Linked DNA regions of Homo sapiens: region 1 is linked to region 2. Evidence: chromatin loops called from intact Hi-C (ENCODE). Cell type or tissue: natural killer cell. All regions are shown on one strand. Links, peaks and the distances in the headings refer to the core of each region. The heading gives the core; the rest is flanking DNA. Region 1 has its middle 130 kb from the start of SSTR1. Region 2 has its middle 85 kb from the start of LINC00517.

Evidence for each region. Hi-C counts contacts between places; a loop is a spot of excess contacts. Peaks named below come from ENCODE experiments on the same cell type or tissue, not always from the same donor. Only the 100,000 strongest peaks of a DNase experiment are listed, where the experiment ranks them.
Region 1: a loop joins it to region 2, with 2.9 times the contacts of the local background. A loop is called at or near these places in 4 of 110 quality-filtered maps.

What each region holds. Positions count from the first base shown.
Region 1 is chr14:38,066,046-38,081,589 of GRCh38, reverse strand. No RefSeq gene overlaps it. Among named protein-coding and RNA genes, the nearest start is that of SSTR1, 130 kb to the left of the region's middle. In natural killer cell, for the core only: no CTCF peak of the experiment used is centred there; DNase peaks (open chromatin) are centred at 3,079, 6,659, 7,029 and 7,739; H3K27ac peaks cover 3,283 bases.
Region 2 is chr14:37,979,796-37,995,339 of GRCh38, reverse strand. No RefSeq gene overlaps it. Among named protein-coding and RNA genes, the nearest start is that of LINC00517, 85 kb to the right of the region's middle. RefSeq lists an enhancer at 1-622. In natural killer cell, for the core only: CTCF peaks have their summits at 9,100 and 9,300 (motif pointing left); a DNase peak (open chromatin) is centred at 9,279.

The DNA of each region.
Region 1 (15,544 bases), core at 2,555-10,554, 88 kb before region 2:
TTGTGTGTTTACACAAAATTGAAAATGATGTGTTTACAAAGAATTTTCATATATGCCATGGACCAAATTGTATTTCTCCAAAATTCATATGTTGACTCCCTAACCCCAATGCTTCTATATTTGAAGATAGAGTCTGTGAGGATGTGATAAATGTCAAATGAGGTCATAAAGCTGGGGCCCTAATCTGATAACAATGGTGCCCTTATAAGAAAAAGAGAGACATCAGAGTTCCTATCTCCACTGTGAGAGGACACAGAGAAGATGGCTGTCTCCAAGCAAGGAAGAGAGCCCTCACCAGAGACTGACTATGTCAGGCCTTGATCTGGGACATCTAGCCTCCAGAACTGTGAGCAGAAATTTTTCTGTGTTTAAGCCATGCAGTCTGTGGTATTTTTATTACGACAGCCTAAGCAGACTAATACACACGTCATTTCATTCAAAACTCCTGTCCATGCAAAGGGATACCACCATTCCTAATTTACAGGTAAGGAAATGGCATTAAGAACGTGCTCAGATCACATGGTTTTTAATTGGTGATGCAAGGAGTAGAAGGCAGCTTTTTTGACTTGCAGTCAGGTGTTCCTTTTTATTACGGAAGAGTAGTCTTGTTCATTACAATTCCAGCTCACTTATTAGCTACTACTATGGGAAATCTATTGAAATCACAAAATGCTTGAGTTGTAAAAGTCTTTGGAGGTTATCTAGTCTAGCATAGAAAGTGAGGCCCTGAAAGATCAAGTAATTGGTCCAAGATGACACAGCTAGTTAATGGAAAACCTAAGATTGTTATTCAATTTGACTTGAGTCTAGTGTTCTTGGATTTTTTTTTTCTTTTTTTGAGACAGAGTCTTGCTTTGTTGCCCAGGCTGGAGTGCAGTGGCATGATCTTGGCTCACTGCAACCTCCATCTCCTGGGTTCAAGTGATTCTCCTGCCTCAGTCTCCCGAGTAGCTGGGATTACAGGCATGCGCCATCACGCCCAGCTAATTTTTGTATTTTTAGTAGAGACGGGTTTCACCCTGTTGGCCAGGCTGGTCTTGAACTCCTGACTTCAGGTGATCCACCTGCCTCGGCCTCCCAAAGTGCTGGGATTACAGGCGTGAGCCACCACGCCCAGCCCTTTAATTTTGACATAATCATATTTCAAAGTTTAATTTTAATGTATAAATTATTCCTTTGTAAGTATTTCCAAATACTACTATAATTCTATAAATATGGTTATTTTTCAGGTCACAAACTTTATCTCATAAAATAGAAGTTGCCCTTTAAAATTCCAATCAGATTTATATTCTGATGTCCTTTGGTAAAGTGATGTAGCACATAATGGCCAGTGTTTGTTTCAGTCTTTTTTTTAAGCATGATTGAGCCTTTTTCTTTTATATATGACTCTATTGCAGGACTTAGTTCATTCAGGGGCTGAAGGCTTCCACATCTCTCGTTTCCATGCTAATTAAAATGTCAGTCTCTTCTTCAGTCTTTGGATATGTGCAACAGGAGATTAGAGTTTGTCTGCTTCCTTTATATCAGCAAAATGGATCACACTGCTGCCAGGAGAGTCCCATTAGTGTCATAAATCATAGAAACACTATACACTTTCTGAGAATGAAGGCTGATAGTTGGAGAGCAGTATAGTAATTTTTGCTGACAGTTACCCCCACCAGGACAAAATAAGAGAGTCCTGGGATCAAGCCACAGATTATTCTCAACATTAGCAAAGTGAGATGCTTTTTGAAAATAATTACTTTCCCTCTACAAAGTGGTATAGATATTTTTATCTTTTTTTTTTTCAAAATTAGTTTTGGCATTTAGTTTCCCAGAATATAAGACTTAAATTGAAAATGGCAGAAAAGTCATTCAAAACCCTCTTCTACTTCCCTTAAATATAACACATTCAGTAGCTTGGTGATTTCAAATATATTTTTTCCCAAATAACAAAGGAAATTAAACTCAATAAGTTATGTGTTAAATACACCATGTAGATTCATTATTTTTTTAAAAACTGCCTATACGGTAGAATACCTAATACACAACTGTGGTTATAGCAGAGGAACTGAAAGGTAACACTGATTCACTGAATGTTTCCAAGACTCAGGTTAACCTATAACTAGAAACAGCTTGAAGACATCTGATTCATGTTGTTTCTAGTGTCCAGAGTAATGGAGCTTTTAAAAATCATTTCACAATACCACAAGTATTTACTCAATCTGTATGAGTTGTACTTCTCTTTTAATGAAAGAGTCAAAACACAGTTATAATAATTCCCAGTAACACCACCCACAGAGAGCTGATTATCAAACTATCTTATTTATTCAAAATGAAAGGTTTCTCTCCATTCAGAAGAGAATATAACAAAAGAATAAAGGGAGCAGGAAGCAGGATACTGGAGAAAAGAGAGAAACGGTGAGCCTTTCTGCACATCAGAATCACTCAGGGAAGATTTTGCAAAACACAGGTACCCATATTTCCCCCAGATATTTTCATTCACCTGGTCTGGGTTAGGGACAGGCGTAATTCTCATGCTTAACTTAGATTGAAAACCACTGTAAGAGAATCAACAGGTACACATGAGGATATATGAGGTATCTCAGTGGACTCAGGAGCACTGCAGAGAATGGACACTTCTGTTATTGAAAGGTTGGCATTCTAGGTATGTGCTCTACTACCCCCAAAGGTGGATGCTCTTGGAGTCTTGCCAGGGAAACAATGGTCAATCCCACCTGCTTGTTCTGTGTGCTTGAGCAAGGTACTCAATATTTGATGTTTCACTTCTTCATTTGGAGAATGGGAATGATAGTACTATCTCATGATCATTAGGATAAAGTGCAGTAATCCACATGAAAGGCTTAGCTCAGCACCTGGCATGTGGTAAGTACTCAGTACATGTTATCTGACCACTTAGTTGGGAGAAAATCATCAGAGCCTTTTTTTTTTTTTTTTTTTGCCGTTTAACCACGTACTAACTGATGTATTTATACACACACACACAGCTCAAGCGAAATGTGCTAAACATTTCTGCTTACAAAGGAAACAGAAGTGGTCATGTGGTAATGGAGCCCTCACCACTATTGCACCCAGATTACAACAGGATACCTCACCCAGACAATGGCTACCTGCCAGGTGACAGGGCTTGGATAGTTCTGTAACAGGTATCTGAATTACAAGAAAAGAAGCTGGAGCAAGTGTGTGTGTGTGTGTATGTGTGTGTGTGTTTCGGAGTGTGTGTGTATGTGTGTTGTGGTGAGGGGTATTGTTGTAGTTGCTACTGTTTCAACTGAAGAAATTCGAAAAAAAATCTATAGGTTGAAAGGAAAGAGCCAAAAAAGAGGGAGAGGTAACTCTGCAGGTGAGGGAGAGTTGTCTAATGGAGCAAGAACCTTGAAGACCCCATGTAATAAGATCAGCCTCAGATGGAGCAGAGCAAGCTCCTCCTCTGAGGTGGAAGGAAAGGGCATTAGGAAGCTGTGAAAGCAGATAAATGTGTTGGCATGGCAGGACAATGGGCAAGTTCTCCCTAGTTGGTCCTTATTTTCTCCAATAAATAAGAGCTGAGTTCACCTGCAGAGGTTAAAGCGAGAGGAGGAAAGGAAAGAAGCTAGAGGCAAGTGGCCAGGGTTTTAAATAGCTGTTGGGAAGGTCTCAAGAGCTCCAAAGTACCTCCGACTGTAATAAGTCATTTAGATGGTATTCCTGATTTGTCTTCTTGGCAGATTCTTGAAAATTTGCAGCCAATTGGAGATAATTAGTTTTCCAAATAGATCCCACTCTGGGAGAACCAATATTGCATTCTTTTAATGCAGGCTTTTATAAATAGCAATAAAACATTCTGCCATCTAAGCATAAAGAAGAGACCCATATAAAGTCCTCCCTTCATTGAAAACGGAGATGTTATCTTTTAAAACTATGCTGCAAATATACTTCCCTCTAATATATTGTAATTTCCTACTAAATAACTATTTTTTTTTTTTGGTGGAGAGATCAGAAGTTAAAACCTGCTGTTTTTACCAAAAAGATTTTTATTTCTATTTCTATACAATTAACATGAGTGTTTTTAGGAAGGGGGAGGTGAGGACCCAAGGTTTTTTTTAAGGAAAATAAAACTGAAAATGCAAAAATAGAAAATTCAAAAATGTAAATATATATGCCAAAAGCCAACCACCTTTCCTATTTTTCTGACTTAACCCTTAGCCAAATGATATTTCATGTGGTTTGAGCTAATGAATAAAAAGGTCAAAGAGCTATGGAAAGATAATAAAAAGAAGCATGCAAACAATTGAGAGAGATGAGGAAAGCATTAGAACAAACCACTTTGCCTGCGAAATTTATGCTGAAGGCCACACGCAGGCCAGAACTTGAAATATAGTTGAAAGCTTAAAAGGTACAGTGATAAGAAAACATAGCAGAGGCCATGAAACAGTTCTTCGGGGGTCTAATCACAAGTGCCTGAGAGGATTAGAGCTTTAACAAATACAGCACTGCTTTAGAGAAAGTCAGAAGCAAAATGAAAGCACTTGCCTTCAAAAAGGAATCAAAGAACCACTTGATCTCCAAAAACAAAAAAGACTTATAATGTGGAAAGAATAGTAACTAACTTTTTAATTAATCAGTACTTGGAGTCTCTCTAATACTTGCTATTGCATTTTTTCTTTTTGTCATTATATAATTCTTTTTTTTCTTTTTTTTATTTTATTATTATTATACTTTAAATTTTAGGGTACATGTGCACAATGTGCAGGTTAGTTACGTATGTATACATGTGCCATGCTGGTGTGCCGCACCCATTAACTCGTCATTTAGCATTAGGTATATCTCCTAAAGCTATCCCTCCCCCCTCCCCCCACCCCACAACAGTCCCCAGAGTGTGATGTTCCCCTTCCTGTGTCCATGTGTTCTCATTGCTCAATTCCCACCTATGAGTGAGAATATGCGGTGTTTGGTTTTTTGTTCTTGCGATAGTTTGCTGAGAATGATGATTTCCAGTTTCATCCATGTCCCTACAAAGGATATGAACTCATCATTTTTTATGGCTGCATAGTATTCCATGGTGTATATGTGCCACATTTTCTTAATCCACTCTATCATTGTTGGACATTTGGGTTGGTTCCAAGTCTTTGCTATTGTGAATAGTGCCGCAATAAACTCCTATTCAACATAGTGTTGGAAGTTCTGGCCAGGGCAATTAGGCAGGAGAAGGAAATAAAGGGTATTCAATTAGGAAAAGAGGAAGTCAAATTGTCCCTGTTTGCAGATGACATGATTGTATATCTAGAAAACCCCATTGTCTCAGCCCAAAATCTCCTTAAGCTGATAAGCAACTTCAGCAAAGTCTCAGGATACAAAATCAATGTACAAAAATCACAAGCATTCTTATACACCAATAACAGACAAACAGAGAGCCAAATCATGAGTGAACTCCCATTCACAATTGCTTCAAAGAGGATAAAATACCTAGGAATCCGACTTACAAGGGACATGAAGGACCTCTTCAAGGAGAACTACAAACCACTGCTCAAGGAAATAAAAGAGGATACAAACAAATGGAAGAACATTCCATGCTCATGGGTAGGAAGAATCAGTATCATGAAAATGGCCATACTGCCCAAGGTAATTTATAGCTTCAATGCCATTCCCATCAAGCTACCAAAGACTTTCTTCACAGAATTGGAAAAAACTACTTTAAAGTTCATATGGAACCAAAAAAGAGCCCACATAGCCAAGTCAATCCTAAGCCAAAAGAACAAAGCTGGAGGCATCAGGCTACCTGACTTCAAACTATACTACAAAGCTACAGTAACCAAAACAGCATGGTACTGGTACCAAAACAGAGATATAGATCAATGGAACAGAACAGAGCCCTCAGAAATAACGCTGCATATCTACAGCTATCTGATCTTTGAGAAACCTGAGAAAAACAAGCAATGGGGAAAGGATTCCCTATTTAATAAATGGTGCTGGGAAAACTGGCTAGCCATATGTAGAAAGCTGAAACTGTATCCCTTCCTTACACTTTATACAAAAATTAATTCAAGATGGATTAAAGACTTACAGGTTAGACCTAAAACCATAAAAACCCTAGAAGAAAACCTAGGCAATACCATTCAGGACATAGGCATGGGCAAAGACTTCATTTCTAAAACACCAAAAGCAATGGCAACAAAAGCCAAAATTGTCAAATGGGATCTAATTTTCTTTTTTTTTTAAGACAGGATCTCACTCTGTTGCCTAGGCTGGAGTACAGTGGAGGAATCACGGCTCACTGCAGTCTCAAACTCCTGGGCTCAACCAATCCTCCCATCTCTGCCTCCCAAGTAGCTGGGACTACAGGCATGCACTACCATCCCCACCTAATTTTTATAGAGATGGGGCTCTCACTATGTTGCCTAGGCTGGTCTTGAACTCCTGGACTCAAGCAATCCTCCCACCTCATCGTCACAATGTGCTGGGATTACCTGGCCCAATTCATTTCATTAAAACAATTTATATAATGTGAGCCAAGACAATGAAAATATGCATAAAGTATGCATATACATAGGTGTAGGAGATATCAGTTTCTTCTCTCTTTTTTTCATGTTGTTTCTATAGTAGATCGTATTATAGTTCAAAATATCGGCTGCCACTTCCTGTGGGAAGATTATACTTTCTCACTGCTTTGATGTCAGTTTTGGCCATGTGACCTCCTCTGTGCAAGAAAATGTGAACAGGAGTGATATGGGTTTTTGCAGAAAGAATTAGCATAAAAGGTCTGAGTCTGCTTGGCTTAGAAAGACCTGTGTGCAAGATTGGCCCTCAGCTGGAATTGGGGAGCTTGAATTTCAGGAAGGGTCTCACATTTCCTGATAAGGATGGCTCACAGCACCTAAACTGTTTGTGCAAAGAATAAGGCTTATGCTGAACCCATGAACCCTTTCTGGGAGTCCAGAATTTGGGTACATGCAGGACAGAGGATGCCTATTGTGATCATCCCTCAGTAAAAACTCTAGGCATTGAGTCTGTCTTGTGAACTTCCCCAGTAGATGACATTTCACACATTGTTACGATTTGGCACTGGAGGAATGAAGCACATCCTGTGTTACTGCACTGGATAAGGACTCGGAATCTTGTACCTGTTTTCCTCCAAAAAACTTTGTCCCATGTACCTTTTCCTTTGCTTATTCTACTTTGTATCATTTTGCTGTAATAAATCATCACTACACAGTAATGTGCTCTGAGTCTTTCTAGCAAATCATGAAGTCTGCCCTTTCAGGAAGTCCTTCATGACTCTTTCTCTTTGGTATGACAAGTGTCACTCCTCTGGCTACAGGCTACTCTGCCTTCTGGGTCTCAGAGTGAAGATGACATGACAGAGCCATGGCCAACTTGGAGTGGTCTAACATAAACAAAAACTAAAGCTCACAAGTTGTAAGCCCCTACGATTTTGGAGTTTCCATTACCACAGCAAAACCTAGCTTTTCCTGACTGACACATAATTCTGGTGATACATTAACACAGTTCTTTTGTGCTCCCAAAGCCTTTTCTCACATTATTTACTTTGACCTTCCCAAAACTTTATGAAGTATGGAAACCAGATGATATTTTTATGCTAGAGACTACACGGACCTTTGTTTCATTCTCTAATATCATGTGACATTAAATAAAAATAAATAATTAATTAAATCCCTACTCAATCCCTATTCCATGGATGCATGGTTCTATGGAGTTGTCCATGTAAGAAGCAGACGAATAGCAAATGAGTCACGGCAATTTGGAGCTTTCAAATTCAAAACACAACTTTTTATTGTGGTTCCTATTAGTAATGACTGGTTTGAGGTTTTGGTTTTTGTTTCTGTTTTTTTTTTTTTTTTTTTTTTTCCTGTCCACAGCACCTCAATAGATATAAATGTCTTTCCAGACCTCTGGTTGTCCATCAGTTTATAAACCTGCTCTGGTTAATTAATAATCGTTTCTTTGAGGTTAATAATCTCCTAGGACTACCAAATTAGATGTGATTTATGCCACATAACCTATATTTTAAATCATATTGAAATAAACATTGCCTTCAAATTTAGTGAAACTCAATGGATTAATCCTTTATTACCATTAAACAAATCACTCCAAAATTGATTGGCTTAGAACAAAAATAAACACTTATCATCTCACAGAATTTCAGTGGGTTGAGAGTTTGGGAACACCTTAGCTGAGTGGCTAAGGACTCTGGCTCAGGACTTGACTTGTCCTCAGTTTGCAGTGAAGATCCCAGTGGCCAAGGCTGCAGTCATCTCCAGGCTTGACTAGAGTGGGAGGAGCTGCTTTCATGGTGGCTATTTGCATAATTGACAAATTACTGCTGCCTTTTACAAAGAAGCCTCAGTTCCTTGCCACATGTGTTTTGCCATAAGGCTGCCCAAGTAGCCTCTAACATAACACCTGGCTTTCCCCAGAGCAGGTGATCCAAAAGAAAGTAAGACAGAAGCCACAGTACCTTTTCTAACTTTATCTTGGAAATCATACACCCTCACTTCTGGCACTAGAATACATGTTACTAGGTCCAGCTTACACACAAGAGAAGAGAAATTAGACTCCATCTTTTGAAAAGAAGAGTGTCAAAGAATCTGTGAACATATTTTAAAACCATCATATCCCTTGTAGGTAATTATTTAATACTATTGCTGTTCACCAATATGTTCAGTGGGGAGCCACTTCTGGGCACTCCCCTCATGTTTGGGTAGGACCATGTGACCAGAACTGGCCAAGAGTTGTGAGTGGACTATTCAATAACTATTTCTAGAAAATTGGCTCTCCATATGGAAAAAGACAAAAAGATATTATTTTATGTCCATTGAAAAAATGCAAATGAGTTAAAGAAGAAAAATCAGTAATATGACATTTTTACAAGAAAACATGTAACATTTTATGCCCATGACAAAGGTAGGGATTTCCTAAAGAAGACACAAAAACCATAAACTATGATGAGATATCATTTCATCAAATTTGCCACAAATTAATAAATCTGAGAGCACAAACTCTTAACCAATTAGCTATTGCTGGTGTGACTGTAAATTTGTACAACCATTATGAAGAGTAATAGAACAAAATCCAGTAAAATCTAAAATGTGAATAGTCTCTGAGTAAGAAATTCCACGTCTGGGCTCATGTTCTTTAACTTGGAGAAGCACAAGGGATGTGTACACAAGGATACACATGCAAGGATGTTCACTGAAGCACTATTTAAAGTAACGAGAACCTGGAAATAACTTTACCATCTCTCAAATGTCATTCATACAATGGAATACTATACAGCAATTAAAATAAATAAGCTACATCTGCATTTACCAACATGGATAGTTCTCAAAAATCAATAATGAGTGAAAAGGCAAATTGCAAGCTGGCACTCATATGATTCCATTTATGTGAATTTTAAAATATGTGAAACAAAACCATATAGCATTATTGAATAAATACGTTTGTAGGAGGGGTATTTTTTAACTTGCATGCATTTCAAAGTTGAGATAACTTCTCCTGAAAAAAATAGGCGAAAGAATTGGGAGTTGGAAGAAGGGTGGTTTGTCGTATCAGGAATATTTGTTTCTATTTTTTAAAAAGAGATCTGAATTAGGTATAACAAAATGTTACCATCTGCTTACTACTGATGATGAATGTTATTGTTATCTTCTACAATTTTCAGTGTCTTTGGAGAATTTCATAGTTAGACACTACAACTTTAAGAAAACCACTGAATTAGATTATCTCAATTTTTTTTATATTAAAATTTACAGTTCTAATGAGGGGAGGGATAATCCCTAAATCATGGTGGGTGATTTGCAAGATTTTGAGCTTTTTAAATTAACCTGCATTAGCAGCTCCTCTGAGATGAACTCTGTATATGACATGCCAAAGTCACATATCCAGAGCAGGACTTGCTGATGACTATGGCCCAGAATGGTCTCAGGCCATCCAAAGTTCTTTCTGTTTATGACAGAAAAGAGAGTCCCATTATCTCTATTCTGGAAAATATCACTCAAATCATTTGTCAGTGTTCCCTTCAAAAATCCAAAGTGGTTTGCACTCCTCTGAGTGTTTTTATGGGTCAAACTAGATATAATAAAAAGTATTTGTTTTGTTTCAAAGGAGATAAGTTCAAGCTATTCAATTCCCTCTTTCCCACAAAACCAATCCAATCACATTTAAATTTATTAGGAATGAGAAACACACACATATCTCCATCATCCCCTGATTTCCCAAAGAAGGCTTTGGAGAGAGTGGAAAACATGGGAATGATACTTTGATTATCATTGTTATTTCCTGGATACAGCTGGATTACAAGAAGCTGTGAAGTGGTTTTAGTTTTTAAAAAAATCCAACAGTTCTAGTTTTGCTGACAAGATAAAGGTCCAACTTCCTCTCATAGGGAAGACTTAATCTTGTTATATTTCTAACCACATTTTGGGTGGGACAGCACTAAATAGAACAGATAAGCATCAAATCTTCCAGATGCTTACCCTGAATAAATCTCCAAACTTTGAAGGGACTGTCTGAGAGCTAATCTTTTCAGTTTTAAACTTGAGTCAGCCAATGATGAACAATAAAATGGAAAGTTGATCCATTTCTCACTTATTTTTCCTACATGATAATATAATACCAACAGCAACACTCATTTAAGCTACAATGTTTCTGTATTGGGTATGCTTCTGTATGTGTGAATGAGTTGTGTATATGTGGGTGTGAGTGTGTGTACCTTTGTCCAAAAAGACCTTCACCATCCAAGAGCACAGGATTGCTCTCTCTCAGAAGCAGAGATTTGTACATCTCTACAGTATGGACTGCATTTTGGATGTGGGCCAAATAACCAGGGAAGAAATTACTAAATTATGCTACTTGTAAATTGTCCATTCTAATGGGCCCAAACATCATGATTATTTTTATAAATCACTCTATTCTGTTTGCCTGCCATTTATTGATTCAATAACAAATCAATACTTACTGAGTACCTACCACAAACGTATTCTATACCAGGCATTTCACAGTGATGCCTATAGAATTATAAAACTTGTCATTTCTTGTTTTTAGTGTCAATGAATCTTCAGGAAAATTAAGTCACAGAATTCTTAGTGAAACATATGATTTCAAGTTATAAAACCAGAAAATCTGATCCTTAGTAATACTGGTGGTGACTCTCCATCACTGTAGTCAATGTCCTGCCAGTAACTCAGCAAAATTAGACAGAGTGTGACAACAAGAGGAAATCAAAATGATTTGTAAAGTGAGAATGCGTCACATTTTCAGGGAAAACCACACAGTATTCTGAAATGAAAGCCATTAGAGGGAAAATGCATTTCATTAGCCTGGTCTTCTAAGGACAGTTAGGTTATAAAAGCAGTTTGTCTTCTTTTAATCCTTTCCCTCCACCCTCTGCCATATATCCTTATGTTGTCATGAGTGTTCCATCATTGCCTCAGTTTTTTTTTTTTTTTTTTTTTTTTTTTTTTTTTGACAGGGTCTCACTCTGTCACCCATGCTGGAGTGCAGTGGAGCAATCATGGCTCACTACAGTCCCGACCTCCCAAGCTCAGGTGATCCTCCCACCTCAGCTTCTCAAAGTGGTAGAATTACAGGGATGAGTGCCTTGGAATATTTTCATGAGAGGAGAGAAAAAGGAAACCCAAAACAATTTGCAGAGTATCATTAGACACAATGGATTATATTTGACCCTTTGCTTCTTTTACCTGGGAAATTTCAACAGAAACTCAAACATCCACTTACCTCACAGACTTTTGTTAAATCATTACAACTTCAAGGAATGTGTTTCTTGAGTCTGAGATCCATTTGGGTTGAATCCATATACAGCACTTATGTGATGGGATTGGTTCTCAGACTGTATCCTCTCTTATGACACAAACAGTGGAGGGTTAAAATTTTATGTGTGTATCTGTGTGGATATGCATGCATGTGTGTGTATTTATGTAGTCATGCATGTAGAGAAAGACACATAGAAAAAGAGAGAAACAGCAATAGGAAAACGAGACAAGAGGAAAAGTAATTTGAACAAAAATAAAACAACAAAAATTTCTTACAAATTAGTATGTTTTAGTTCATGTTTATGGTAGAAACTGTGAAGTGAAAAGAGAATGAAAGAGCTGGAAATGATCTTTTTTGAATAAATGAACTGAACTGAAAAAGAACTGATAGTGCTCCCTAACCATGGAAATAATTGTAATGCTTTCAATAAAAGTTGTGATTATATAAATAAAGAGGTCTAGGAGATAATCTTTACAAATGGTCTGAAAGGACAATGCCACCAATGTTTTGGAGGGTCTCAGTATGTTCTCCTCTCATGGTTCAAGGCAGTTTAAGATTATTTTCAGAGATACCTGAAGCCATAGAACTGCTATTTTTTTACCCTCATATTAAAACAATAAATAAAGAACACCCTGAATCTGCAAATTAGATGGGCACACATGTCCTCGTGGGAAAATGATATAGAATGGCTGATACTGTAACACAGTTTGGTAATTTGATTAGTTTTCAAGCTTGAGAATGCACTTCCATTCAGGTTAAAAAGCAAGCTGCCAAGTGGGGTATACAAGCAGGCTGGCCTGGTTTTATTAACAGAAACTGTTATGTTTTAGATGACAGGGAAAATATTTTGTATATTATGCATGTGTATGTTTATTTTCATGTACATGGAAAATATCTAAATAATATGCACTATATCCTTTTAGTGATGTTGCAGTGAGGATCTTTGGGAGTCAAATGGTGATCTTTTAATTTTGTTTTTGCTTATTTTTATTTTCTAACTTCTGCAACACATATGTTTTGTTCTGTAGAAATAAAATGCTATTAAAAATAAAAATAAAATAGCAAAATCATAAAAGATAAATAAGAAAAAAAGTGGTGTACACTCTCAAAGAAAGGAAAGACAACATAAGAAAGTTATATGAATAAAATAGTTTAACCTTAAATGTGACAGACACTCATGTGTGTTGAGGAGAAAAATAGAATTAAAAAATCCTACAAAATTAAAAAATCCTATAAAAATCCTACAAAAGAAATAATTGGAGAAGCCATTTTTATATAAGTGATAGTAAACACTGAATTATTTTGAAAACATATAATGTAGACTAAATTACAGATACAGAGTATAATAATACCAGTGTATGAAGTACAATAAAAAGTTATACTTTAACAAAATTTAGGAAGTGAACTCTGGAAGATAGGAGTAAAAAGAGTGAGATTTTCTCATCTGTCATAAGGGAGAGCCAATAGCTTCTATCTAAAGATGATCAAATATAGGAACTTGTGGATATTTAAATGTTTGACTATATCCCAGGAAAAGCATAATCATGAAAATATGGAGAAGCAAAGAAGGGTTGATAATACACCAAAATTACTGTAGAAAATCAAGATACTTATAACAGTAGTAATCATAAGTTTTGGAATAGAGCTGAAGCAATAGTTGGTGGGAATTTATTGCATGTTATTTAAAAAAATTAAAAGTAAGTGAAGAAAATAGAAAAAAGTAAATGCAGAGCAAAGAATATCCTATGAAAAGTATTTTTAAAAGAAATAAAAGTAAAATTTATTTCTATAAAATAAATTAGGAATAATGAATAGGGGAATAATAATTAGCAAAAAAATGTTGAAAGCTCTCAATATAAATTTGAAATATCTGGATGAGGTCATAATGCTTTAAAAAAATAACTAAAATTAGCCCCAGAAAGATAAAATTGTACGATTACACTTAAGCATCTGGTCAAGCTCTGATAAGAATCTGATAAGAACTTACCCTCTAATGAAAAAAGTCCAGAATTGTTTTTAAAAATATAAAAGTTGAATATATCTGCAGGTAGGATAGATCATTTCAGTGTTAATTTATATTGTTCCAGAACTGAACAAGGGAAAGAAAGCCTCCAAGTCTTTTTTAAAGCAGTATAATATTGACACCCAAACTTGACAAACATAGCCCACAAGAAAGAATACAGACCCATCTCATTTATAATGAATAACAATGAAAACATTCTAAATAAAATGTAGCTAACCCATTTCAGTAGCACATTTAAAGATCAATACATCATAAACAAATAAGTAGGGTTTGTTCAGAAATAGAAGCATGATCTATGGAAATCAATAATAGAATATCATTAATATAATTCACTATAACAATAAGTAAAGGCAGAAAGTTTTCATTTCTGTAGATTAAAAAGTATCATTTAGGTAGCAAAATTTTAAAAATCCTGACTAAATCTGGAAAATACCCTCTATTGGTATACATTTAATAAAGGTAATTTACTAAAAGTTGTTGATGGTTAAACATCAACAACTTATTTATTAAAGTCAAGAACAAGATTTTTTTAAAGCTTTAATCTACACTATTCAGGAAGTGCCGATCAATCCAATTATCTAAGAGAAAAAAATAAAGGTTTTAGAGGAAAAGAGTTAGCAAAATTATCTACAGATGATACAATTGTATGCTTGTGAATCTTTAAAATCCTAGGGAATCAGAAAAAAAAAAGAAACCACAAAATAATTCACTCATCTAACTGCTACAAAATTTGTATACTAAAACTCCAGTAGCTTTCCTATATAAAAACTATAACCAATTCAAAAATAGTATAAGGAAAGATCCTATATACCAATACCAACACTCACGTGCACACAAATACATACATACAACCAAGTAACAAACAAGAAGTGGTGGGGAAAACAACATCACAATTTTCTTAGGGACGTGAAAAATATAAATAAATGGATATATATATATACATATATATATATACACCTTATTATTTGTTAAGAATACTCAATAGTAAATATTTCCATTTCCCATAAATTAATCTAAATATTTAGTGAAATATCATTTAGAATAACAACTTTTTGTAAAGAGACCAACTATTTTTACAGTTTAACTGAAAAAAAAGTAAATATGTGATGATAATACCCAGAACATTCTGAAAATGAATAGAAATGTGTATAGAGGCAGGTAGGAGAGTGTAGAGAAGCCAAGGTGTCCAGACTGTGGAATGGTTACAAAGAGTTCAAAAATACATATAAGCAGATATGAGAATTAGTACAGTAGTCCTCCCTTATCTAAGGGGGATACGTTCCAAGACCTCAGTAGATGCCTGAAACCTTGGATAGCACTAAACCTTATAAATACAGTACTATGTTTTTTCGCACATATCTATGATAAAGTTTAATTTTTGAATTAGGCAAGTAAGAGATTAACAACAACAACAATAATAATAAAGAACAATTATACAATATACCAGCATCACTACTCTTGCACTTTGGGGCCATTACGAAGAAACGTAAGGGTTACTTGAATAGAAACACCGTGATACTTGTGGAGTCTTAATTGAGGAGAGGGAGTCAAGTTGGTGGAACTGAGGGAAAGCAAAAAGAGAAAGCAGATAAGCTCTAAGTCTGCCTTTCTTCTTGGTCCAGGATATGTAGCCCTCCTGTGCAAATAACACAATCTTCCTGTACCCAGCTATCACCAGATCCTCAGCTGACTAAAATTTAAAAAAAGTTAGTTAGGATACTGCAATTTTGGCATTATTAGAACTGCACAAAG
Region 2 (15,544 bases), core at 4,623-12,622:
AAAACCAGGTTCTGTTGGTAAACCAGGTTTTAGTGGCAAGACATGTTATGGGAGGGAGAAAGGAAGAGGCTTGTCCAGCGAAGGTGGTCTTGTTATGTAGATGAAGCCTCACAGGTAGTAGCCCTCAGGTAGAATAGTTGGAAAACATTTTTTTCAGGCCTTAAAAGGTGTCATCGTCTCAGTTAATCTTTCCTAGATCCTGGGAAGGCCTAGAAAGGGAAGCCTTGGCTGCATTAACGAGTGTTTCTACAGATGCAAATTTCCCCCACAAAAGACAGCATTGCAGGGCAATTTCAGTCAGCTGGTACTGTGGCAGCCATTTTGAAATATATCAAAGAAATATATTTTGAGGTAAACTATTTTGATTTCCTACAAAGTCAGAGATCAAGGTGATGCAGCAGAAGCCAAGGAATGCCAAACATTGCCAGCAAATCATCAGAAACTATCAGAAAATAGGCAAAGAGCCTATTTCTCCTTCCGCCCTTGGAAGGAGCCAACCTTGCTGACAACTTGATCTTGGACTTCCAGCCTCTAGAACTATAAGGCAATAAATTCATGTTGTTCAAGCCATTCTGTTAGTGGCACTTTGTGACAGCAGCCCTGAAGAACTAACTCAGGTGATGTTAGCAGCAGTGAACCCATATGGGTCTGCAGAAACCTCAATTCTTGCCTCCTTAGAAGAAAGAATTTGACTGAGGGGCATAAGGCAGAGTGAGAGACCAAGGCAAGTTTTAGATCAGAGTGAAAGTTTATTAAAAAGTTTTAGAGGCCAGGCGTGGTGGCTCACGCCTGTTATGCCAGCACTTTGGGAGGCCGAGGAGGGCAGATCACGAGGTCAGGAGATCAAGACCATCCTGGCCAACTTGGTGAAACCCCGTCTCTACTAAAAATACAAAAATTAGCTGGGTGTGGTGGCGTGTACCTGTAATCCCAGCTACTCGGGAGGCTGAGGCAGGAGTATTGCTTGAACCAGGGAGTCGGAGGTTGCAGTGAACTGAGAGATCCTGCCACAGCACTCCAGCCAGGCTACAGAGCAAGACTCCATCTCAAAAAAAAAAAAAAAAAAAAAAAATTTAGAGCAGGAGTGAAAGGAAGTAAAGTATGCTTGGAAGAGGGACAAGTGGGCGACTTGAGACACTCAAGTGCATAGTTTGAACTTTGACTTGGGGTTTTATATGTTGGCATGCTTTTGGGGGGTCTGTTTCTCTTCTACCCTGATTCTTCCCTTGGGATGGGCTGTCCACATGTGCAGTGGCCTACCAGCACTTGGGAGGGGCCAAGTGGATTTACTGATGTTGTACGCTTGCTCACTTGAGGCATTTTTCCCTTACTTGAGGCAGTTTTTCCCTGTTCCTGGAGGAAGGTCATATATCACTTAAACTCTAACATTTTGCCTTAATGTGCATGCTTGAGTCCACTCACTCAGCTCCTGAGATCTTATTGGGAAGCTGCTGATTACCAGTTTCGGGGTTTTCTTTCTGTCTATTGGGAATCTGCCTTTCCCTGGCATGGGCTGTGACCAATTATTATGTTAGAGAGATATTTTTACAACCACCTGACTGTCACCTGATGGTTTCATGACACCTCTCTCCTGCCCCGCTCATGTCTGACTAGCTACCTACTGTAACAGTGACAAGTACAAAGTATAGTCATTTATTTCACAAATTCAACAAATATTTACAAAATGTCCTTATTCAGTGCTATGGGAAGGGAATAGGGTAAAGATCCTGTTCTCATATAGGTGACATTCTAGTAAAGGAGACAGAAAATAATTAATTAATTAATGTAAAATATAATTTATCTTCATTTTCTAGAGAAAATTGGGGCTCAGAAAGACTTTTCCAAAATATAAACATCATGTCTTATTCACAAGCACAAAAAAGAATCCCAGAAGGCCCACTCCCACTGGGGTGCCACTATATGTCTTGCCAAGGCTAAAGGTACCATTTCCAATTTGTGTGTTGCTAAGAAACATGAAATTATCTTTCCTGGATCTTACTTGTCAAAAAATATGAGATCTTGGCAGAATGGAAGCACAGGATTTGAAGTCAGGAAACCAAAACTGTATTTTTGTTTTGCTCCTTGTGCAATCCTGGATACATTAATTTATATACCTGAGTCTCTGTTTTCTGCCTTGCAATATACCTATTCCATGAGATTATTGTGCAGAATAAATGGGACAAAGAAAAAAACAATCAGGACTTATTTACTACTTCTGAAGTGTTTCTTGGTTGAAACTCAAAGGTCCTAGACTTCTCTCACATAAATTTATACTGTTTTTTGTTTTGTTTGGGAGGGGTTGTTTGTTTTGTTTTGTATTTAGATGCCTAATATATGTATCTACTCAGAGATTCTGGGCTTGAAACCACTTTTGGTATCAAGGCAGGAAGTTGTTGTTCTTTATATTCAGTGAAATGTATGCTAAAATACCAACTATCCCTGTGTTCCCACTCCTCTCCCCAACACACACACACACATAAATAGGTAACTGGGGCTAACACCCCTTTTTTCTTGGAGGATGGCCCATGATGGTGATGACAGTTGGCTGGGGTTGTGTGAGCAAGAAGGTACTCCCACCCACATTATGCACTCAACACCATCTGTTTTTACCACCTGCTGCTGTTCACAAACAGCATGCATTGACCCCTGTGGGCCTCTCCCAGCAACCTCACAAGATGCTTTCCACTTGGCTCCTCTTGCTAACAGCAGGTCTTTATGTGGCTCCTAGAGGTGCTCCCATCAGTGTCTGCTGATCCCTGTAACTGCATAGTGGTAGCTGTTCCTGTAGATGACACTCACTAGAATCTTTTCTGAACCTATCCATTTGTAAATTTGGTGTTTCTGTTATTTTTATTGAGTTGCACGAGTTCTTTGTTTAGTCTGGATACAAGCCCTGTATCTGATAGATAATTCGCAAATATTTTTTTCCAGGAAGTGACTTGTCTTTTCAATTTCTTAATGCTACGTTTTGAAACACAAGAAGTTCTAATTTTAAAGTAATCTAATTGAGCAATTTCTTTTTGTTTAATGGCTCTTCCAACTTTTGTGTCTAAGAATCCTTTGCAGAGCACGAAGATTTTCTCCTGTGTTTTCCCCTAGAAATTTTTTGTTTCAACAAAAATTTTACATTTAGGTCAATAACACTAAAGAAAACCAAAATATTTCTTTCTAAAATACCGAAGATTGTTGAGCTGAAGAAGACTAAAACACAGAAGGACATCTGCCTCTCCCTGTGCTTGCCTGATGGGGACAGCAATTCACAAAGACAAAATATCTTTCTACCTGCTCCCTCTCCTTCCTTCCTGAAGACAGAGATGGAAATTCTGTCTTTATTGGTCATAACTCAGCTCTTAGCTCAGAAGCTGGCACCAGCAGGGCTAGGAAAATCTGGGAACAAATTTTACTACCTTCCCACAGGTTTTCTGCCTTTGCAAGGAACCCCTTTGTCTTATCACTATAGAATTTATGGCTCTTTGTTAAAATACCATTTAAGGCAGAGCTCCAAGCCACTACCTTGTGAGAGACTTTTGAGAGGCTCCTCCCACATGATGTACATACAGTATGCATTAAACATAAAAATGTTTCTTTTTCTCTTGTTAATCTGTCTTTAATTAACAGGAATCTGCTCCAGCTATAAATTTATGAAGACTGAAAAAAGAAATTATTTTCCTCCTTTCGATATCTTTTGAGTTAATTTTGTCTATGTTATGAGGTAAAAATCTAAGGATTTTTTGGTTTGGTTTGGTTTGGTTTTTGTTTTGTTGTTTTGGTTGTTGTTTGCATGTGGATATCCAATTGCTCCAGTGCCACTTGTTGAAAAGATTATCCTTTCTCCATTGAAACGGGTACCTTTTAAAAAAATTAATCAACTATAAATATGAGTTTATATCTGGACTTTCAATTCTGTTTCATTAATCTATATTCCTATCTTTATGACTGCATTAGTCTGTTCTCACACTGCTATGAAAAAATACCTGAGACTGGGTAACTTATAAAGGAAAGGGGTTTAATTGACTCACAGTTGTGCATGGCTGGGAAGTCCTCAGGAAACTTACAATTGTGATGGAAGGTGAAGGGTTAAAAAGGCACCTTCTTCACAGGGTGGCCAGAAGGAGAAGTGCAAGCAGGGGAAATGCCAGACACTTATAAAACCATCAGATCTCATGAGACTCACTCACTATCATGACAATAGCATTGGGGAAACTGCCCCCATGTTCCAATTACCTCCACCCTTGGTCTCACCCTTGACATGTGGGGATTATGGGGATTAAAATTCGAGATGACATTTTGGGTGTGGATACAGCCAAACATATCAATGACAATACCAAATTGTCTTGATGGCTATAGCTTTATAATAAGTTGTGAAATCTAGTTAAATAAGTCCTCCAACTTTGTTCTTTTACAAAGGTGTTCTGGCTATTTTATTTGCATTTTCAAATAAATTTTTCAAAAAGCTTTTTAATTTATATAAAAATACCTGTTGTGATTTTTATAGGGATTGCATTCAATATATAGATCAATTTGGGAAGTATGTAGAAATACAATTAATTTTGTATATTAATCTATCCTACAACCTTTGTAAACATGATTATTAGCTCTAGTAGTTTTGGCTTCTTTCGAATGTTATACATACAATATCACATCTTCTAATAGTATCTTAATATCTTATTAAAAGGACTCATTTACTTTCTTCTTTCCAATTGGGAAAATGATTTTAGTCTTTCACTATTAAACATATAAGTACCCTTTATCCAATGGGGAAAGTTCTCCTCTATTGCCAGTTTTTCAAGAGTTTTTATTATGAATAGGCATTAGATTTGGTCAAATGCTTTTCCTAAGTCTGTTGAGATCACCATATGGTTTTGTGCTTTATTCCTATAATACGGTACATTAAACTAACTGATTTTTTCAAATGTTAAACCAACCCTGAATTCCTAGACTAAATCCCACTTGGTCACGGTATATTAGCCTTTCTATATGTTGCTGAATTCTATTTGTTAATAATGTATTAAGAACATTTTTGTCTATATTCATGAGAGATATTGGTCTGTAGTTTTCATTTCTTACAATTTCTTTGGCTTTGATATTGCAGTTGTAATGACCTCATAGAATGTATTAATTAGTATTGCCTCCTCCTCTATTTTCTAAAAATGTTTGTGAGGATTGGCATTATTTTGTATGAAATATTTGATAAAATTAAACAGTGAAGCCTCCAGGCCTGGGGTTTTCTTTGTGGAAGGATTTTTAATTAATAATTCAATTTCTTTACTTGTTATTCAGATTTTCTGTTTCTTCTTGAGTTAATATTTTTCCATTTCCTCTACAAAAGACATTAAGTGCTCATAGCTTAAAGGCTTTTCTCTGATAATACACATGTACATTACTCCTCCTGTAAGTTAGCATGTATGACCATCTGGAGTCAGTTGTGTTACTGATTTTTATTTGTAATTATTTAATTTGATAAAATATTATATACACTTCTTGAATAGGATAATAAAAAGAAAAACATTGCTTATAGGAAAACTAAGTTTGAAATGCCTTGGAAAGACATGATAAAAGCAAACCACTTAAAAAAATTGAAAAACTGTTGTAAAACATGCGGATGGGAAATTGCAACGATCTGGAGTGATCTTGAACTCAGATTGCCTCACAAGTGTTTTTAAGTCCTTATTCCAAAAGAATATCACAAAGAATGCACCATTGTTATGGTTTATGCAAGAAGGACAAACTCTTTTAGTATATCCTTATTCAAAGAAAAGCCCATGCTTTTTGGCAAATACTTGTACATTGATATATTTTAAATTAAAATAAAACAGATGTATGTCCTTAACTTCACTTGATAATTTACCAAAAGACTTAAGAGATATTCAGAATGAGATGGGTTATCACATAAATATCTGCAAGTGTTGTTGTGTTGATATATAGGAAAAATCTGAAAAGAATAACAGTATCAAACAGTCAATAAATTCGTTGGTTTAATCAAATAATGAAGCAACTTAGGTGAAGTTTGTCGATATAAATCAGCTTTGAGAATGAGGGAATGTGTAACTTACATCCCAGGGACTCACTTGGAGGAATAGATTTGAGGTCCTCACGAGCATAGTCAATATAAAAAGAATTCTACCTCTATTCAAAAAAACACCTGGGTTCCTACAGCTGCAGACTTCACAGTACTCCCAAATCTTTGACAAATATGAACCTCATTTGGCTGAGAAGATAACCCCAAGTTTACCTGGGAAAGAAATTCTAAATTCTTGAGGTGATAAAACTATCTGTTGGGAATAAGTGACTTTAAACTGAGGAAATTTATAATTAAGATTAGAGGTATTGAAGTTAATTATACTCGTAATAATTGTGTATAGTTCATTTTTTTATTGAGAAAATTTGATGCATAGTTTCCATCTTGCACATTTTAGTTTTAAAAATGTATCAGTCTGATTTTTAATATAAACATATAAAAATTTTTAAGTTCATAAATACTACTGTAGTATTGTGAGAACTCAAAATTTACTATATTTATACTTTATTCCATTAGACAATGAGAGTTATTTAAATACTTGAAGAATTTTGTCAAAATCATTTTTTTCTTCTTCAAGATGGGGTCTTCCCAGGCTGGAGTGCAGTGGCGCGATCACGACTCACTGCAACCTTGACTTCCCAGGCTCAAGCAATCCTCCTAACCACAGCCTCCTGAGTAGCTGAGACCACAGTCATGCACCACCATGCCTGGCTAATTTTTTTTTTTTTTTTTTTTTGGAGAGATGGAGGCCTTCCTATGTTGCCCAGGCTGATCTTAAACTCCTGGGTTCAAGCAATCCTCCTGCCTTGGCCTCCCAGACTGCTAGGATTACAGGCATGCACCACTGTGCCCAGCCTCAAAATTCTTAAAAGGAATTTATTAATGATATTTTTAAATGCTTAGGATAATTGTAATGTATAAGTTAGGTCTAAGAAGTTATAAAGCTTTTCTTAGAAGTAATTGTTGACATTTCCTACATTTATATGTAAAGTCAGAATATTTTAAGCTAAATGGAAACTTTTAAGAAAAAAACTATTATGGATAGTTATTACTTTAATGAGTCAAAGATTAATTTTAAAATCCAGTATAACTCTAAATAATATTTATTTTGTGTGAAAGTTGTCCTCAAGGACATCAAAAGAATCTAATTAAATATATTTGTCATTTATCATGATTCTTCCACACCCATGGACTTCTTAGATTAACCTACCAATTCTGATTATAGTAAGTAGGTTTCATACACCATCTAATTATCATGAGCCATTGAGTCAGCCAAGAAGCCAAAGTGGGGAGCTGTTTGATTCATATGTCTTCATCTGTATGGGTGTATGAAGGCATGATGTATAGAAATTATAAAGGGTTATAGAGTCAGATGGTCTGGGTTTGAAATTGGCTGTACCACACACTGCATGTTAGACTTCTGGCAAATTACTTAACCTCTCTGTAAATATTCAGTTTCATCACCTGTAAAACCTCTACCTACCTCGTAAGGTAATTGTGAGGTTTATATAATGCAACAGATTTTAAGTATTTAGAACAGCACCTGACACAAAATTGAGTGTTCAATAAATGTTGGCTGTTGCTATTATTTATCGTTATTAATTTTTAAAAATGGCTTATAAGCATCAATTTCACTCAGATGTTCTCAAGAGGATTTAAGTCATTATTTGCCAAATTTTACCATGAAGTCTTCTATTTGGGAGACTCCTACATATATACACCTTTCTGTATTTCAATTGCCATGACTTTCCAGTAGCCTCAAGGATGACTTTGCCTGAAGAAAAATATCAGTTAAAGAAAAGCATTTGGCATTAATCTCTGGCTTCAGGCTGAAACCCTAAGGCTCCATAAATCCTCTTATTTCAACCACTTGGAACACTAACAGTTAACAGACTTGAAGTCTTGCTGTTTTTTGACATTTCTTTCAAAACAAAAAACAACTTTAATGATTTTGCTGAAATTGTAGGTGATTCTATCTCTTTAATTATTTGAGGCTTGAATATGAGGACTAATCTGGAGAATGGGAAGTACAGTCATCCCTAATATCCATGGGGGATTGGTTCCACGACCTCCCTCAGATACCAAAATCTGTAGACGTTCAAGTCCCTGATATAAAATGGCATAGTATTTCAATATAACCTACGTACATTCTCTCATATACTTTAAATCATCTCTAGATTATTTATAATACCTAGTACAATGTAAATGTTATGTAAATAGTTATACTGTATTGTTTAGGAAATAATAACAAGAAAAAAATCCATACATGTTCAGTATGATGCATATTTTTCTCAAATATTTTCAGCCCGTGGTTAGGTAAACACACAAATGCAGAACACATGGATATGAAGGGCTGACTGTATTTATTTATTTATTTATTTATTTATTTATTTATTTATTTATTTTGAGATGGAGTCGCTCTGTCGCCCAAGCTGGAGTGCAGTAGCGCGATCTCAGCTCACTGCAACCTCCACCTCCCGGGTTCAAGTGATTCTCCTGCCTCAGAGGCCTCCCAAGTAGCTGGGACTACAGGTGCCTGCCACCATGCCTGGCTAATATTTTATATTTTTAGTAGAGACAGGGTTTCACCGTATTAGCCAGGATGGAGGGCTGACTGTATTTCTAATTGCTTCTTTCGATCAGCATAGAAGCAATTACTTTTATAGCACTTACATGCCAGGCAGTGTCCTTCGTGCATTAATTTTTTATATATTCTTCAGAGCTGTCGATTTAGAGGTACTAATATTAGGCTACTAAGGCTTCATTCACTTGTTAGAACATTTTCCCCTCAGCAAGTATGTCAAGCAAAGTACTTCAAAGAATATAGAGTCAATAAAATTCCACAAAGCAAATCTGTGTAGTAGGATGATGAGAGAAAGAGTACATGAAGCAGTCAGCCTGGTGATCATTTGTAGCTAGTTAAGAGACCACAGCTGAAAAACAGACCTTTCTTTTATCACCAAATTGCATGATGTCTAAGTGGTCACTGTAACTCAGATCCAATCTGACATAATGACATTAGGCTGAACTCACACATGCTCTATCAGTTCAGAGGAACTGTTTCTCATCTATTCTTCCCTCTGCCCTCTGGGGAAAAGGCATACAGGAAATATTGTGTTGGCAACTAAAAAAAATGCTCTGTTTTTCTAAAGATTGAAGGTATTAATTTAGCCAATGCATGGTTAGCATCTAGCTGGTCATGTGTATTATTGAGAATGTGAGTGACTTCAAAAGCGAAAAAAGGATAAACTGTCACAAGTTCAGTGCCCCCTGGTGGAGCATGATGGGAAGCACCTTTTCCTTCTGTCCCTAAAAAGTGCCTAAGACCATGCAAGGTGTATTTTAAATGTTCATTTCTCCACTGGCTTCATCTTGCCTTTCCTATTTTCTACTTTCCTTTGGCAAAATTTTTTAAACTTTTTTTTTGAGACAGGGTCTCACTCTGTCTCCCAGGCTTGAATGCAGAGGCGTGATCACAGTTGACTGAATCCTCAACCTCCTGGGCTCAAGTGAGCCTCCCACTTCAGCCTCCCAAGTAGATGGGACTACAGGCATGCACCACCACACCTGGCTAATTTTTTTTAATTTTTATTTTTGTAGAGATGAGGTCTCACTCCGTTGCCCAGTCTAGTCTCAAACTCCTGGGCTCAAAAGATTCTCCTGCTTCGGCCTCCCAAAGTGCTGGGATTACAGGCATGAGCCACCATGCCCGGCCTACCTTTTCATGTTTACAGTTATTTTATCTTTTTGAATTTTTGTAAACAAACTTAATTCTTTCTGGACTAGCAAAATATTACTAATAAACAAGGCTAATAGCCTGTGGGGTGCCAGCTCTGCCACCTAGATTGTGTATGGCTAGCATCCATTCTCTTGGTTCTGAATTAGTCAGTGCCTGGGTCATACCAGTAGTTAAATGTTATTCATATTTTCCCTTAATATGAATATACATATGTATGTATGCTTGCACATCAAGCCAACCTGTGCTTTTAAAATTCTTTGTTCCTTAAAATTCTCAAAGACTAAAGAATGCAAAAGAAATCATCCCAAAATTGAAAATATATATCCTAGATATATTCAAACAAATATATCATACATAGTACCCACTTTTAATGGCCTGTAACTAACAGCTGTGATTTTAGGTCCTCAACAAAGGAATGAAGACTATTAAGGGCAGTGTCACTTCCAAAACCTCTACAGTCACACAAAGTCAGAGTTGCTCGAAAGACGAAGACTGCATCTCTGAGAATGACTGTGCCTCATGACAACCTCAGGCCCAGGCACACTCAGAATTTGTAGATGGAATTTTCCCACATCTTTAAAAAGAATTCAAGGCCAGGAGCAGTGTCTCACACCTGTAATCCCAGCACTTTGGGAGGCCGAGGCAGGTGGATCACCTGAGGTCAGGAGTTCAAGCCCAGCCTGGCCAACATGGTGAAACCCCATCTCTGTTAAAAATACAAAAATTACCCAGGCGTGGTGGCATGTGCCTGTAATGCCAACTACTCAGGAGGCTGAGCCAGGAGAATTGCTTGAACCTGGGAGGCAGAGATTGCAGTGAGCTGAGATCTCACCACGGCAATCTAGCCTGGGCAACAGAGCGAGACTCTGTCTCAATAACTAACTAACTAAATAAATAAATAAATAAATTCAGCTTTATTGAAGTACAACTGACAAATAGAAATTGTGTATATTCAAGGTGGACAACATGATGTTTTGATATACATATAACTTATGAAATGATTTCGACAATCAAACTAATTAACATACCATCACCTCACATGGTTACCTTTATTTTTTGTGGTGAGAATACTTAAGATCTACTCTCTAGATCTACTCTCTTAGTATGTTTCAGGTATGCAATACAATATTATTAAATATGGTCACTCTACTGTATATTTATTGATCTTAGTTGATCTATATTTATTGGTCTATAATTTATTGATCTTGCAACTAGAAGTTTATACCATTTGACCCATATCTCCCTATTTCCCCACCCCTCAACCCTGAGTAACCACCATTCTACTCTGTTTCCATGAGTTGGCTTTTTTTAGATTCCAAATATCAGTGAGATTATGCAGTATTTGTCTTTCTGTGCCTGGCTTCTTCCACTTAGTATAACATCCTTCAGGTTTATCCATGTTGTCACAAATAGCAGAATTTCTTTATTTTTTTAGGCTGAACATCATTCCAGGGTTTATGATGTGTATAGTCGTGTGTGTGTGTGTGTGTGTGTGTGTGTGTGTGTGTGTGTGTTGCATTTTCTTTATCCACTCATCATCCATATCTTGGTTACTATAAATAATGCTTCAGTGAACATGAAAGTGCAGATAGATAGAAAGTTCTTTGACATACTGATTTCATTTCCTTTGATAGATACTCAGAAGTGGGATTGCTGAATCATATGTTAGTTCTATTTCTAATTTTTTAAGGAGATTTCATAGTGTTTTCCTTAGTGAATGTAACAATTAATATTCCCAGCAACAATGTATTCTTTTTCTCTACACCCTCACTAGCACTTTTTTGGCTTTTGGATAATAGCCATCCTAGCAGGTATAGGTAGTTCATTGTGGTTTTGATTTGTATTTTCCTGATGGTTAGTGATGTGAAGCACCTTTTCATATACTGTTGGTTATTTGTATGTCTTCACTGGGAAAATGTTCATTTAGGTCCTTTGCCCATTTTTAAAATCCAGTTATTTGTTTTTTTACTATTGAACTCACTAGTATGAACTCCTTATATGTTTTGAATTTAAATCCTCATCAGATATATGGTTTCAAACATTTTCCCATTCTGTGAGTTGCTTTTTCACTTTGTTGATTGTTTCCTTTGATCTTCTTGCTTGATTATACTTAAAGAGTTGTAACACTGTACAGTCAGGGTTGATTTGCAGAAGACAGAAACCACTTTCAGAAGAACATTCTTTAAAACCATATTTGAATGCTTACAATATCACTGGTAGAGTTAGAGGAGTAGGTCTAGGTTGGGTTTAGAATGATTCTCATAAAACCACTTCAGAACTGACCTTCAAGGGGAATTGTTTCCCTTGATACAATCAAGAAGCAGGGCAATTAGGAAGCTGCCACTGGAAATTTGACTTTAGGAACCAACTTAGCTACACTCTAAGCCCTACTTCTCAATGGCTATAAAACTAGTAATTAGTCGTAAGAATTCTACCTAAGAAAACTTAGTGCTTCCTAAGCACTTTATTTTCCAAAAGTATAGAAAAAATATTGAAATGTGGCCTCTAATTTCATGCAAGTGCATTTGATTGGTCTAATCTAATCATAGCTGGAACCTTAAATCAAGAGAGTCAAGGAAATGAAAATTTTAGCATTCTAATATATTTTACCAGGCAGGAATGCATATTAGAAGAGCATTTTTCAACTCCTACATTGCAAATTACTTGAATTTCATAAAATCAATTTATTTAATGAGCCATGAAATCAATTGATTTTTAAGGAAATAGAATAGAATGGATCATTGTATCCTACATAGCAAAGGAGGATTGTTTTGTAAAGCTTTTTATTTCAGGTGTGCGTGTGTCTGTGTGTAACTAGATTATGAAATGAAATGATCATATAGGCCACATGGACTAAGGCCAAAATATTTTGCTATCCACTGCGCTGCACTAGATGGAGGTTAGAATGGATTTTGAACACCAATCCACCAATATTCATCATAAACCCCGTGAAGATGAATTTATATTCAAACTAACTATATCCATTTTCTATGACTGCTGGAATGTTGGAGCAACACAACTTTGCTATCTTACAGTTCTGTAATTAAGAAGTCCAAAATGGGTCTCACTAGGCTGAACTGCAAATGTTGTTAAGGCTGCACTTCTTCAAGTGCCTCTAGGGGGAATCCATTTTTTTCCCTTTCCATGTTTTAAGGCTGCCCTTGTTCATTGGCTCATAGTCCTCTTCTTCCATCTTCAAAGCCAGCAACTTCGGGCCAGGTCTTTCTCGGATTGCCATATCTCTGTTCTTTTCTACCTCTGATCTTCCCCTTTTAAGAATCCTTGTAATTACCTGGGGTCTACGTGGATAATCCTAGATAATCTCCCTATTTTAAAGTCAGCTGATTAGCAACCTTAACTCTATGTCATGTAGCCTAAAATATTCACAGGTCCCAGGAATTAGGACACAAATATCTTTTGGAGTAAGAGACATTATTCCATGTACCAACTAACCAAACCAAATTAAGGCACAGGGAAACATTCAATATGTACTATAAACTAGGGAGGAAAGGGGATACTGATCCTCCAGTCCAGATCACTCTTGTTATTGCTGCTTCCAGAGCAAAGTTAGATAAGAAAAAGGCATTATTTCCTACAAGAAAATGCATAAAAATATATATAATTTCATTTGTCTGCTTTTTTAAAAAATTTAGGTTCAGGGGTACATGTGAAGGTTTGCTACATAGGTAAACTTGTGTCATGGCGGTTTGTTGTACAGATTATTTTAGCACCCAGATATTAAGCCAAGTACCCAATAGTTATCTTTTCTTCCCCTCTTCCTCTTCCCACCCTACACCCTCGAGTAGACCTACTGGGGGAACCCGCCCCCAGTATTTCAACGTAGGTTCTATTTTCCATAAGTGTCAGCCAGCTGAGAAATAAAGAGAGACAGTATAAAGAGAGGAATTTAAAAGCTGGGCCGCCAGGGATGACATCACATATCAGTAGGACCATGATGCCCACCTGAGTCTCAGACCAGCAGGTTTTTATTAAAGGTTTCAAAAGGGGAGGGGGTGTAAGAACAGAGTAGTAGGTACAAAGATCACATGCTTCAATGAGCAAAAAGAAGAACCACTGATAAGGGTTCAAGAAAGACGACAGGGCACAGGGCAGAAGCAGAACCACTGATAAGGGTCTTTGTTCAGTGGTGCATGTATTGTCTTGGTAAACATCTTAAACAACAGAAAACAGGGTTCGAGAACAGAGAACCAGTCTGACCACAAATTTACCAGGGCTGAGTTTTCCCAATCCTAGTAAGCCTGAGGGTTCTGCAAGAGACCAGGGCTTATCTCAGTCCTTATCTCAACTGCACAAGACAGACATTCCCAGAGTGGCCGTTTATAGACCTCCCCCCAGGAACGCATTCTTTTCTCAGGGTATTAATCTTAATATTCCTTGCTAGGAAAAGAATTTAGCGATATGTTTCCTACTTGCATGTCTGTTTATAGGCTCTCTGCAAGAAGAAAAATATGGCTCTTTTTGCCCAACCTTGTAGGCAGTCAGACCTTATGGCTGTCTTCCCTTATTCCATAAAAATCGCTATTATTCTGTTCTTTTTCAAGGTGCACTGATTTCATATTGTTCAAACACACATGTTTTACAATCAATTTGTACAGTTAATACAATTATCAACAGTGGTCCTGAGGTGAAGTATATCCTCAGTTTACGAAGATAACAGGAGTAAGAGATTAAAGACAGGCATAAGAAATTATAGAAGTATTATTTGAGAACTGATAAATGTCCATTTTAAGATGAAATCTTCACAGTTTATGTTCCTCTGCCACAGCTCCAGCTGCTCCCTCCATTTGGGGTCCCTGACTTCCTGTAACATAGACCCCAGTGTCTGTTGTTCTCTTCTTTGCATGCATAAGTTCTCATCATTTAGCTCCCACTTCTAAGTAAGAACATGCAATATTTGGTTTTCTGTTCCTGCATTAGCTTGCTAAGGATAAGAGCATCCAGCTCCATCTATGCTCCTGCAAAAGACATGCCTTGTTCTTTTTTATGGCTGCATAGTATTCCATTGTGTGTATGTACTGCATTTGCTTTATCCACTCTGTCATTGATGGATAAGACAGAATGAGAGAAAAATATTTGCAAACTATGCATCTGACAAAAGTTTAATATCCACTGTCTATAAGGAACTTAAACAAATTTACAAGAGAAAAATAACCTCATTAAAAAGTGGGCAGAGGATATGAACAGATATTTTTCAAAAGAAAACATTCATGCAGCTAACAAGCATATGAAAAAAAGCTCCATATCACTGATCATTAGAGAAATGCAAATCAAAACCACAATAAGATACCATCTCACGCCAGTCAGAATGACTATTATTAAAAAGTCAAAAAATAATAGATACTGGGGAGGTTGTGGAGAAAAGGAAACACATACACTGTTGGTGGGAGTGTAAATTAGTTCAACCATTGTGGAAAGCAGTGTGGCAATTCCTCAAAGAGCTAAAAGCAGAACTACCATTCAGCCCAGCAATCCTATTATTGGGTATATACCCAGAGGAATATAAATTACTCTACCATAAAGACACATGCACATGAATGTTCATTGTAGTCTCCTCATTTTCAGGAGCTTTCTGTTTGTTCCCTACTATGAACAACACTGAAAATAGCTAGTTATCTTTTGTATCTCTTCCTCTTCCTCTCCCCTAACATCAAATTTTAAGTAACATTTTACTTTATTACCAATAAGCCCACCAGAGAGTTTATATTATATTTTATAAATGTGCCCCATTCCTCTCCTGCCATTTTTCAGAGTCATTTTTATCTACA